Linked DNA regions of Homo sapiens: region 1 is linked to region 2. Evidence: chromatin contacts called from ENCODE Hi-C or POLR2A ChIA-PET data. All regions are on one chromosome and are shown on one strand. Each heading gives the region's core, a stretch centred on a gene start or an enhancer-like site at or near the end of the contact. The rest is flanking DNA. Distances are from core to core; before and after follow the strand shown. Region 1 holds the start of EFCAB13-DT (EFCAB13 divergent transcript). Region 2 overlaps NPEPPS (aminopeptidase puromycin sensitive).

Region 1 (5,028 bases), core at 785-3,284, 300 kb after region 2:
TATATATATATTTTGTTTATATATATATAAAATCTGCCCTCATGAAGCTTATGTTCTAGTCAGGGAGTGAAATAATAAAATAGAAAAATAAAACATATTGTATGTTATCTGCAATAAGTACAAAAAAAAAAGTAAAGCAGGGAGGGGAATATGAAATGTAGTATAGGGGAAGAGATGCAGGGAACAGAATGGGTGGCCAAGGAAGACCTTACTGAGAGGGAGACTTTTGAGTACAGACCTGCAAGAACTGAAGTAGGGAGCTGATTAATATCTTAGGGAAGAGCATTTCAGCCAGAAAGAAAAGTAAGTACAAAAGCCCCGAGGCAAGAAGAATGTTCAAGGAATAGTGGGAAGGCCCCAGGAGGCTGAAGCAGGAGAGATCAGAGAGGCTAAGTGAAAGTGGCATATCATGGAGGACCCCTAGATGACAGTAAGAACTGTGGCTTGTACTCTGAAGGAGTGACAAGCATTGAAAGAGTTCTGAGGAGAAGGATTACATAATCTGAAGTTCTTTCTGAAAGGATCACTCTGGTTACTGTGAGGAGGGAAATCAGGTAGGTCTGGGTTCCTGAATGCCAAGTGAAGAAAGTACTTCAAGAGTGAGCAATCAGGCTGTGCATGGTGGCTTATGCAGGTAATCCCAACACTTTGATGCGGGGGTGGGGGTCTAAGCAGGAGGGCTGCTTAAGGCCAGGAGTTCAAGACCAGCCTGGGCAACAGTGAAACTCCCACCTCTACAGAATTTTTTTTTTAATCAGCTGGACATGGCGACCTTAGTCCCAGCTACTCCAAAGACTGAGCCAGGAGGATCTTTTGAGCCCAGGAGTTTGAAGCTGCAGTGGGCTATGATTGCACCACTGCACTCCAGCCTGGACGACAGAGACCTTGTCTCAAAAAAAAAAAAGGGGGGTGGGGTGGGCGGTTAAGATCAGTACTGAATGGTTCGCTAGGTTTCACAACACGGAGGACACTGACAAACTTGAAAGGAGCCATCTGGGTGGGGTGGTAAGGAGACAATGTCGTCAGAGTGAGTACAAGAGAGAACGGGGTAAAGAAATTGAACCCAGCCAGTAGGGTAGGCTCTTTCAAGGAGTTACGTTGTTAAGAGAAATAAGGCAGTAGCTGAGAGGAAAATGGGGCTGTGAGGCTTTAAGATGAGAAAAACAAAGGCGTCTTCACTGAAGCATGACTCTGTATGACATCCTTTCACAAAATACCTTCCTCTTTCCTCTCATGCCACATTTCCCTCACAAGCCGCCCGACTCGCTCGCTTTTCTCTCGCCAGAGGGACTGAAAACGTCATTAATACCAACTGCATACACAACTCCATTGCAGCTACTGCCATTCATGAACGTTCAAACTTTCGTCACCCTGTTTTCATATTTGTGTAACAAACGTCGAGTGAACGAACCTCCACCTCTTCCAAGAACCCACGCTGAGGAGGCTTCCCATAGACCCTGCTCTTACGAAGCCAACGACTTCTACAGGAAGAAAGAGGACCTGTAAGCTAGCGAGTGAACGACCCGCAAGATGGAAATGAGTGTGCTAATAGAGGTCTCCGCCTCCCGCTGAAGGAGCAGGGAAGTGACACCACCCCCGGGACCGCCAGCCTTCTACAACAACCACCATTTCTGAGGAACCACCTGATCAGTCTCAGTCACCCTTCAATCTGCCCCTTTGTCCCACTCAGTCCCCTCACTGTTCCTTTCTGGAACCTTCCTTCACCCAGCCCCACCACTGTTCTCCTTCCTCCCTCGCACCCTACTGCATTCTCCACCCTCCACCTCGAAGGCTCCCCTCCCAACTCCTCAGCGGGTCTCGCCTCCCCTCCCCACCTCTGTCCCCCAAGGGTCCCACTACCGGCCCGAGCTGCCCTCCCTTCCTCTCGGCTGGAGGCCCCCGCGCTCTCTGTGGTCAGCCCCTGCCGCCCCTCGGGCGGCGCTGCTCTAGCTCTGCAGCCTTCCCAGGATCCCGCGCCGCGCGGCCCCGCCCCCGCGGTCACCTGACCGAGCCCGACGCTCCGCCCACCGACCACCCCGAGCGGAGCGGGCCCAGGACCCTATCGGCTGTCGAGCCGGTGCTGCCGCGGCCACCGCCACCGCCCAGGGGCTCCGGGGCTGTGGGGAGCGGCTGAACTCAATACCGCCTCCGCGCTGACTGGAAGGCACTGCGGCCGCGCCTGCCTGCCCCACCTCGTAAGGGCCTGTGACCTCACGAGGCCAGCCGCCGGGCGCTGCATTCGAGCGGTGGGGCTCCTGTCCGTGCGCTTTCCTCCCGCAGCCCCGGCCGGGATTCCGCCCTCCGTCCTTGCCACCCGCTCGCCACTCTTCCCTAATCGCTGTTCATTCTCCGGTGCGCTGTCCCGCCATGGTCTGACCCCACTTCAATCTTACCTTCGGTCCGTCCTTTGAACACCCCGACCCCCGACCCCTTTCTTCCAAAACATTCCATCCTTCTTGGCTTCTGCTACTCAATAATGGACAGCAGCTCGAAGGCCATGTGTCCCACGGCTTTGCTGAAATTTGTCTCGGGTTGCCTTTAAGGAGACTGTCGTTTCCTTTTGAAAGAGATACTTTGGTTGGTTTGGTTTTCTTCTGTGTGTTTGTTTTTCCTATGTATTTATCGTATGCAGTTGGGCAAAATACTTAACGCTCCCTGAGTCTCGATTTTCTCATTCTTCCAGGGTTGTGGGAATTCAAAAATATATACGTAGTGCTCAATAAATGTTACAATATTTAATCCCTTCCGTGATACTACTGTGTTCATTTACATCTTAAACCTTGCTTTGTAGGCATTCTTTAATATTTTATTTAGATTTTTATTATTATTAAATATATGTACAAATCATAATTGTAAATATTTAATGGGGTACAATGTTATATTTTAATATATGTATACAATATGGAACGACTAAGTCAAGCTTAACATATCCATCACCTTGTTTAACGTTTTTTATGGTGAGACATTTGAAATTTACTCTTAGCAGTTTTGAGATATACGATATATTATTATTAGCTATAGTCACCACACTATGCAATAGATCTCAGAAACTTGCTGCTTTTGTCTGACTGAACCTTGTACCCTTTGAACAGCATCTCCCCATCCTGCATCTCCTACCCGCCCCGTCCCTTTCCAGCCTCTAACAACTATTCTACTGTCTACTTCTATGAGTTTGACTTTTTAAGATTCCACATATAAGTGAGATCATGTGGTATGTGTCTTTCTGTGCCTGGCTTTTTTCACTTAGTATGTCCTCCAAGTTGATTCATGTTGTCACAAATGACAGAAATTCTTTTTTAAGGCTGAATAGTATCCATTGCATATGTTGATTCATGTTGTCACAAATGACAGAAATTCTTTTTTAAGGCTGAATAGTATCCATTGCATATGTTTACTACATTTTCTTTATCCATTCATCCATCGATGGACACAGGTTGATTCCATTATCTCAGCGATTGTGCATAATGCTGAAATGAACATGGAAGTGCAAATAAGTCTTTGATATACTGATTTCAGTTACTCAATATATGCCCAGAAATAGCATCGCTGGATCATATGGTAGTTCTATTTTTAATTTTTTGGGAAACCTCCATATAGTTTTCCATAATGGCTGTAATAACACTAACAGTGTAAAAGGTTTCTCCACATCCTCAGCAACACATTTTTTTCATCATTTTGATAATAGCAATTCTTTTTTTTTTTTTTTTTTTTTTTTTTTGAGATTGAGTCACTCTGTTGCCCAGGCTGGAGTGCAGTGGCACAATCTCAAATCACTGCAACCTCCATTCCTGGGTTCAAGCAATCTTCCTGCCTCAGCCTCCCAAGTAGCTGGGATTACAAGCATGTGCCACCACACTTGGCTAATTTCTGTATTTTTAGTAGAGATGGCGTTTCACCATGTTGGCCAGGGTGGTCTCAAACGCCTGACCCTCAAGTAATCTGCCCACCTCAGCCTCCCAAAGTACTGAGATTACAGGTGTGAGCCACCACACCCAGCTTAATAGCCATGCTAACAGGTGTGAGGTGATATTGTAATCTTATTTTGCATTTCCCTAATAATAGTGATTTTTTTTTTCGCAAACCTGTTGGCCATTTGTATGTCTTCTTTTAAGAATGGCTGTGTCAGGCTGGGCATGGTGGCTCACACCCATAATCTCAGCACTTTGGGAGGCCAAGGTGGGAGGACCGCTTGAGCCCAAGAATCTGAGACCAGCCTGGGCAACATAGTGAAGCCTCATCTCTACAAAAAAAAATTTTTTTTAAAAGTCTATTCAGATTATTTGTCTATTTTTAAAATCAGGTTATTTGCTTTCTTGCTACTGAGTTTCTTGTATATCTTGGATATTAACCTCTTGTCAGATGTATAATTAGTAAATATTTTCTCCCATTCAGCAGGTTGTCTCTTCACTCTGTTAACTGTTTCCTTTGATGTGCAGAAGTTTTTAGTTTCATGTAATTCCATGTGTTTATTTTTTGTTTTCTCGCCTGTGTTCTTGAGGTCATGTCCAAAAAAATGCCCAGACCAATGTAGTGGAGCTTTCCGCCTGTTTTCTTCTAGTGGCTTTCTTCTATTTTTTCTTCTAGTAGCTTTCCCTCTATGTTTTCTTCTAGTAGTTCCAGTCTTACAGGTAAGTCTTTAATCCATTTTGACTTTTGTATACGGTGTGAGATAAGGGTCCAATTTCATTTTTCTACACATGGATATATGGTTTCCCAACAGTTTTTATCAAAGAGATTCCTTTCCCCATTGAGTGTTCTTGGCTCCTTATCAAAATTCAATTGTCTGTAAATTCTGGACTCTCTAGTATGTTCTATTGGCCAATGCATCTGTTTTTATGGAATACCATGCTGTTTTGATTACTGTAACTTTGTCGTTTATTTTAAAGTCAGGGACTGTGATGCCTTCAACTTTGTTTTTTTTTTGCTTTTTTTTTTTTGAGATGGATTCTGGCTCTGTCTCTCAGGCTGGAGTGCAGTGGCACAATCTCGGCTCACTGCAACCTCCACCTCCTGGGTTCAAGTGATTTT
Region 2 (4,422 bases), core at 1,669-4,168:
AAGAACATTTGAGAGCCTAAGGGCAGCCCTGAGCATGGTGCCTGAACTAGGGTGCCTCAAAACTAGGGACTGAGGAAGTCTCAAGTTCATTCCTGAATGCTGACTATAAGAGTCTCTGAGAGAGTTTTGAGAATGTAGAACTGATTTAGAATGAATCTCAGGATTTTTCTGTTAAGATCTATAAATTAGGAATTAAGGAACTGGATTTTTTTTGAATTTGAAAAATCCTATGATAGTATAACTTTGCATAAGCCTACTGAATGATAGGAAAGTTTTTAGTTTCTTATCAAAGAAAGAGAATAAAGTGAATCAGGACATCAGTTTCACATTGACATTTTTATTAACGCCAACTGTTTTTTAATTATTTTTTTAAAACAATAGCACAAAAATGTTTCAAGGAAGCAGTCTCACAATCTGATGACCTTCTGAAATACCGTTAAGCCACACCAAATATGAATTTCTGTTAATAACACAAAATATTTTTTTAAGAAAAAAAGAAAAAAAAGGTAGGGAAAGAAGAAGGGAATGAGATTTAGATTTAAAACTCATTGGATTAAATAGGTGAGGCTTATTAGGATATACTGTTGAAGCAAACAGTGGCACACACAGGCTTACAGTCTTTGTTTTTTAAACCAGTTACCACTAATGTATTAAGCCCTGCAGCAGTTACCACTGACTTCTCGCACGCATAAAATGAACCGGGAGAAGCCAGTGTTGATACTGTTGTGAAGAGGTTCAAGAGCTGGCTTTTCAGACAACTAAGACCATTTTTAGCAGAATAACTCCTTCAGAAAGGCCTGGCTGAAGATCTTTTTATTTCTATTGTCTCACCTATATAAATTTCAGGGTTCTTATAAGTCATCTTTAAAAAGAAAAAAATAATGTATATCAGTTTCTCTTATTTAATGTGGCTATGAAAGATGTTTCCTTATTATTTCTTCATCTCTAAGAAGGACACCAGGGAATGGGGGTTGGGGGTGGAACTAAAGGGAGGAAAAAAACCAGAACAGGGTAGGTTTTTGTTTTTTGCTTTTTGTTTTTTTTTGGCCAAGGGGTCGGTCACACAGAAGGGAAGGCAAGGAGGAAAACTAAACTACAATCCTTGGTTCAGATTGAGTTATGCAGGAATATATCTTCCTGATCAGTCCCCGTGCCAAAAAAAAAAAAAGCCACTTGGAATTATGCACTGACTCCAACTATGTGATACCAGCTATCAGCCTTTTGTGTTTAACCATTCCCAGAAATGGACACCACCCTTGGCTTTATAGGCTCCTTGCAGAACCCACTTCACAAAAATGCTCTTCACCAAGAAGCCTCTAGTTTCCTTTTGGTAGGTTATAAAAACAGAACATCTGTCATTAACAGTAGAGTGTTAAATACTTTTAACCACTGACAAGGCTTCAGAAAGTTTCACAGTTTCGTTATGCTCTATTTTATTACTATCATATTTACATTTTTATTTTTTATTTATTTTTTGCTGAATTGCTGATTTTCCTTTTTCAATAGAATTTAATTCTGGAGTGTGAGCAGGAACCAGTTAACTACATTCATTGTCCAACCCCCACTGGTTTGAAAGAAGACTCCAAATTCTTGGCATATGAATCAGCTGTTCGGTAGCTCCACCTTATCCCTGCAGCGAAGCAGCAGAACCGCCAATGGCGGCACCTCAGGATTCACACTGTGGGTGGTGAGGCCTTCCGCTGAAGGAGGTACTGGTGGATGCTCTCAGCATCTCGCTTTAGCCAGGCAGCATTCAGCAGAATATTTTCACAACACTGCTGGATGGTACGCTCAGCTGAAGGAGCTGGGTGACTCTCGAAGAAAGCCTGGTATAAAACAACCCAGAATGCAGGATCATTACTAGCAATAAGAAGTTAATATTACAGGTTATGAAAAAATACCCACTGGTCTATATGAAGGATGCATAATCTTCAGGCATGAGAATTTACCACTGCCACCCTCAGGCTAAAAGAAAACAAGCAACTCCTTGGACCTGCATATAGGAATTCTCCCCTTAATTATATGCTTAACAACCTAATCAAAAGTTAATAAAGAGACAGAACCTACTGCCTTTCTTTTAGGCTAATTGTGTAGTGGTAAATATAGTCTTTGGAATGAAGACTTGGAACCTGAATCCAGGCTTAGTCATGTACTAGCTTGTGACTGTGAGAAAATTAACTGCTCTAAGTCTCAGTTTTCTCAACTATGAGAAAATATCTACTCCAGAAGATTAAAGAGACAATCCATATAAACATTTGACAAAATACCTAGCACAGAGTACTTAAGGATTCAACACATTTTGGCTGCTTCAAATAAAGATTAATTTGTAAGGGATGATAATACAAAGAAGTTTAAATTGCTGCTATGCCCTAATAATTTAACACCCCATGGTCTTTTTTTTTTTTTTTTTTTTGAGACAGGGTCTCACTCTGTTGCCCAGGCTAGAGTGCAATGAAACGATCATGGCTCATCACAGCCTCAACCTTCTGGGCTCAAGTAAACCTCCCACCTTAACTTCCTGGGTAGCTGGGACCACAAGCGTGCACTCCCAGGCCAAATTGTTTTTTCCTTTTTGTAGAGATGGGGTCCTACCATGTTGCCCAGACTGGTCTTGAACTCTTGAACTCAAGCAATCCTCCCACCTCAGCCTCCCAAAATGCTGGAATTACAGGAATCCAACATTTTTAATACAGTAAACCAAACAATTTCTAAGTTTACAATTTATCACAATGCTTAATGATTAAAAGTTGAATAAACTTTTCTAATGCAGTACACCTGGTTTCACAGAAAACAAAGCAACTCTTAAACACCAGCTGGCAAAATGATAGGGCTTTTCCTTTGAATTAGTCACCACAGGTGTGAAAGACAGAATGACTAATCCATCTGATTAAACATAGACCTTTTAGAAATCAATAACCTTATTTACACAGATGACAATTGCTACTGTTCCAAGGCTCCTAATCATGGTTCAGTTCTCAGGGCCTCAAGTCTTTTTCCATTCCATCGCAGAGTAGTACCAACATTTATACACCAGAAACCTGGGGATTATCCTGGCTTGTTTTTCTTCCTCTCCCAGATATGCTCACAACAGAGAAGCCAATCAATAAATATTGTTGAACTAAATGGTTAACAAATTCAAGCCCCTGAATCTCCATTATTCCATCTCCTCCACTACTGCCACTACCCTACTGTAAGCTATTCTATCATTCTTGCTAGGAGAGTTAGCTTCCCAACATCTTCTCTTCCCCATTCCAAACTATTATCCACATTGCAGCCAGACTGAAATTTTTATAACACAAATCAGATCAAGGCACTGCCTTGTTTATAAACCATTCGAAGGCTTTCCATTTTTAGGACTTTTTTTTTTTTTTTTTTTTTTGAGACAGGAGTCTCGCTCTGTCACCCAGGCTGGAGTGCAATGGCACGATCTCAGCTCACTGCAACCTCCACCTCCCGGGCTCAAGCAATTCTCCTGCCTCAGCCTCCCGAGTAGCTGGGATTAGAGGCGTGCACCACCATGTCCAGCTAATTTGGGGTTTCACCATGTTGCCCGGGCTGGTCTTGAAGTCCTGACCTCAGGTGATCCACCCACCTCGGCCTCCCAAAGTGCTGAGATTACAGATGTGAGCTACCATGCCTGGCCATTTTTAGGAAATTCTTAATATGGCCTATACAGCCCTGCATGATGTCTTTCTCTAAACAAAAACACAGAGATGCTACAGTACATTATCCCAACACTATAATTACAACCAGGTTATTGTTTTTACTTACTAGACTGAAAAGTGAAGAGTAAACAGTATTTTCCTTACCTTAACCTCTCCAGCCATTTTATCAACTGCAAATCCCTCAACTGATAGCTGCAAAACAATGGTTTTAAACAGTAAGTGAAACCAAGAGGCTGAGAACAAACTTCCATTTACCCTAAAAATAAATCATTCTGTTCTCTGCCAACTTCAGTCTGTTATAAAGGATGTGTGATGGGAGATGGAGAAGTCCTTAAATAAAGCCAGTAACTATTTAAGGAAACTTTTTTTTTTTTGAGACGGAGTTTCACACTTGTTGCCCAGGCTGGAGTGCAATGACCTCATCTCGGCTCACCACAACCTCTGCCTCCCAGGTTCAAGCGATTCTCCTGCCTCAGCCTCCCAAGTAGCTGGGATTACAGGCACACACCACCACGCTCAGCTAATTTTTGTATTTTTAGTAGGGACAGGATTTCACCATGTTGGCCAGGATAGTCTCGAACTCCCGACCTCAGGTGATCTGCCCACCTCGGCGTCCCAAAGTGCTGGTATTACAGGCGTGAGCCACTGCACCTGGCCACAGGAAACATTTAAAGAGCAAAGACCACAATGTATGGGTGTAGTGAATCATGGATGTCACTAAATAATATCCATGATTAGCAAGCTACTCAAAGTTTTT

What was found. A loop is a pair of places that touch in the nucleus more often than their neighbours do. ChIA-PET counts read pairs that join two places held with the same protein, here RNA polymerase II (POLR2A). Pooled maps may share reads with other maps.
Region 1: a map of PC-9 shows a loop between it and region 2 (7-fold over the local background). The contact joins the promoter of EFCAB13-DT here to the enhancer-like site in region 2. A Hi-C loop is called at or near these places in 19 of 168 maps with a recorded cell type or tissue (B cell, CD8-positive, alpha-beta T cell, GM12878 and 14 more), 32 of 37 single-sample maps with no recorded cell type and 27 of 50 pooled maps. POLR2A ChIA-PET finds 5 or more read pairs at or near these places in 6 of 52 experiments (A549, K562, WTC11 and 3 more).

Annotation. Positions count from the first base shown.
Region 1 is chr17:47,320,907-47,325,934 of GRCh38, reverse strand. EFCAB13-DT (EFCAB13 divergent transcript) reads left to right here and starts at 2,034. Exons shown (of 3, transcript NR_110880.1): 1 at 2,034-2,246. EFCAB13 (EF-hand calcium binding domain 13) reads right to left here and starts at 1,980. Exons shown (of 25, transcript NM_152347.5): 1 at 1,861-1,980; 2 at 1,412-1,481. RefSeq lists enhancers at 1,192-1,371, 1,412-1,501 and a silencer at 1,842-2,251.
Region 2 is chr17:47,619,172-47,623,593 of GRCh38, reverse strand. NPEPPS (aminopeptidase puromycin sensitive) reads right to left here. Exons shown (of 23, transcript NM_006310.4): 22 at 3,810-3,857; 23 at 318-1,826. The coding sequence ends at 1,674. It overlaps KPNB1-DT (KPNB1 divergent transcript), which reads left to right. Exons shown (of 4, transcript NR_171700.1): 4 at 1,507-2,067. Among named protein-coding and RNA genes, the nearest start is that of KPNB1-DT, 28 kb to the left of the region's middle. Within about 2 kb of position 2,918, at least 18 of the 41 ENCODE cell types and tissues checked have a DNase peak (open chromatin) inside an H3K27ac peak, as active enhancers do; they include HCT116, PC-3, PC-9 and 3 more, where a contact is called at or near this core.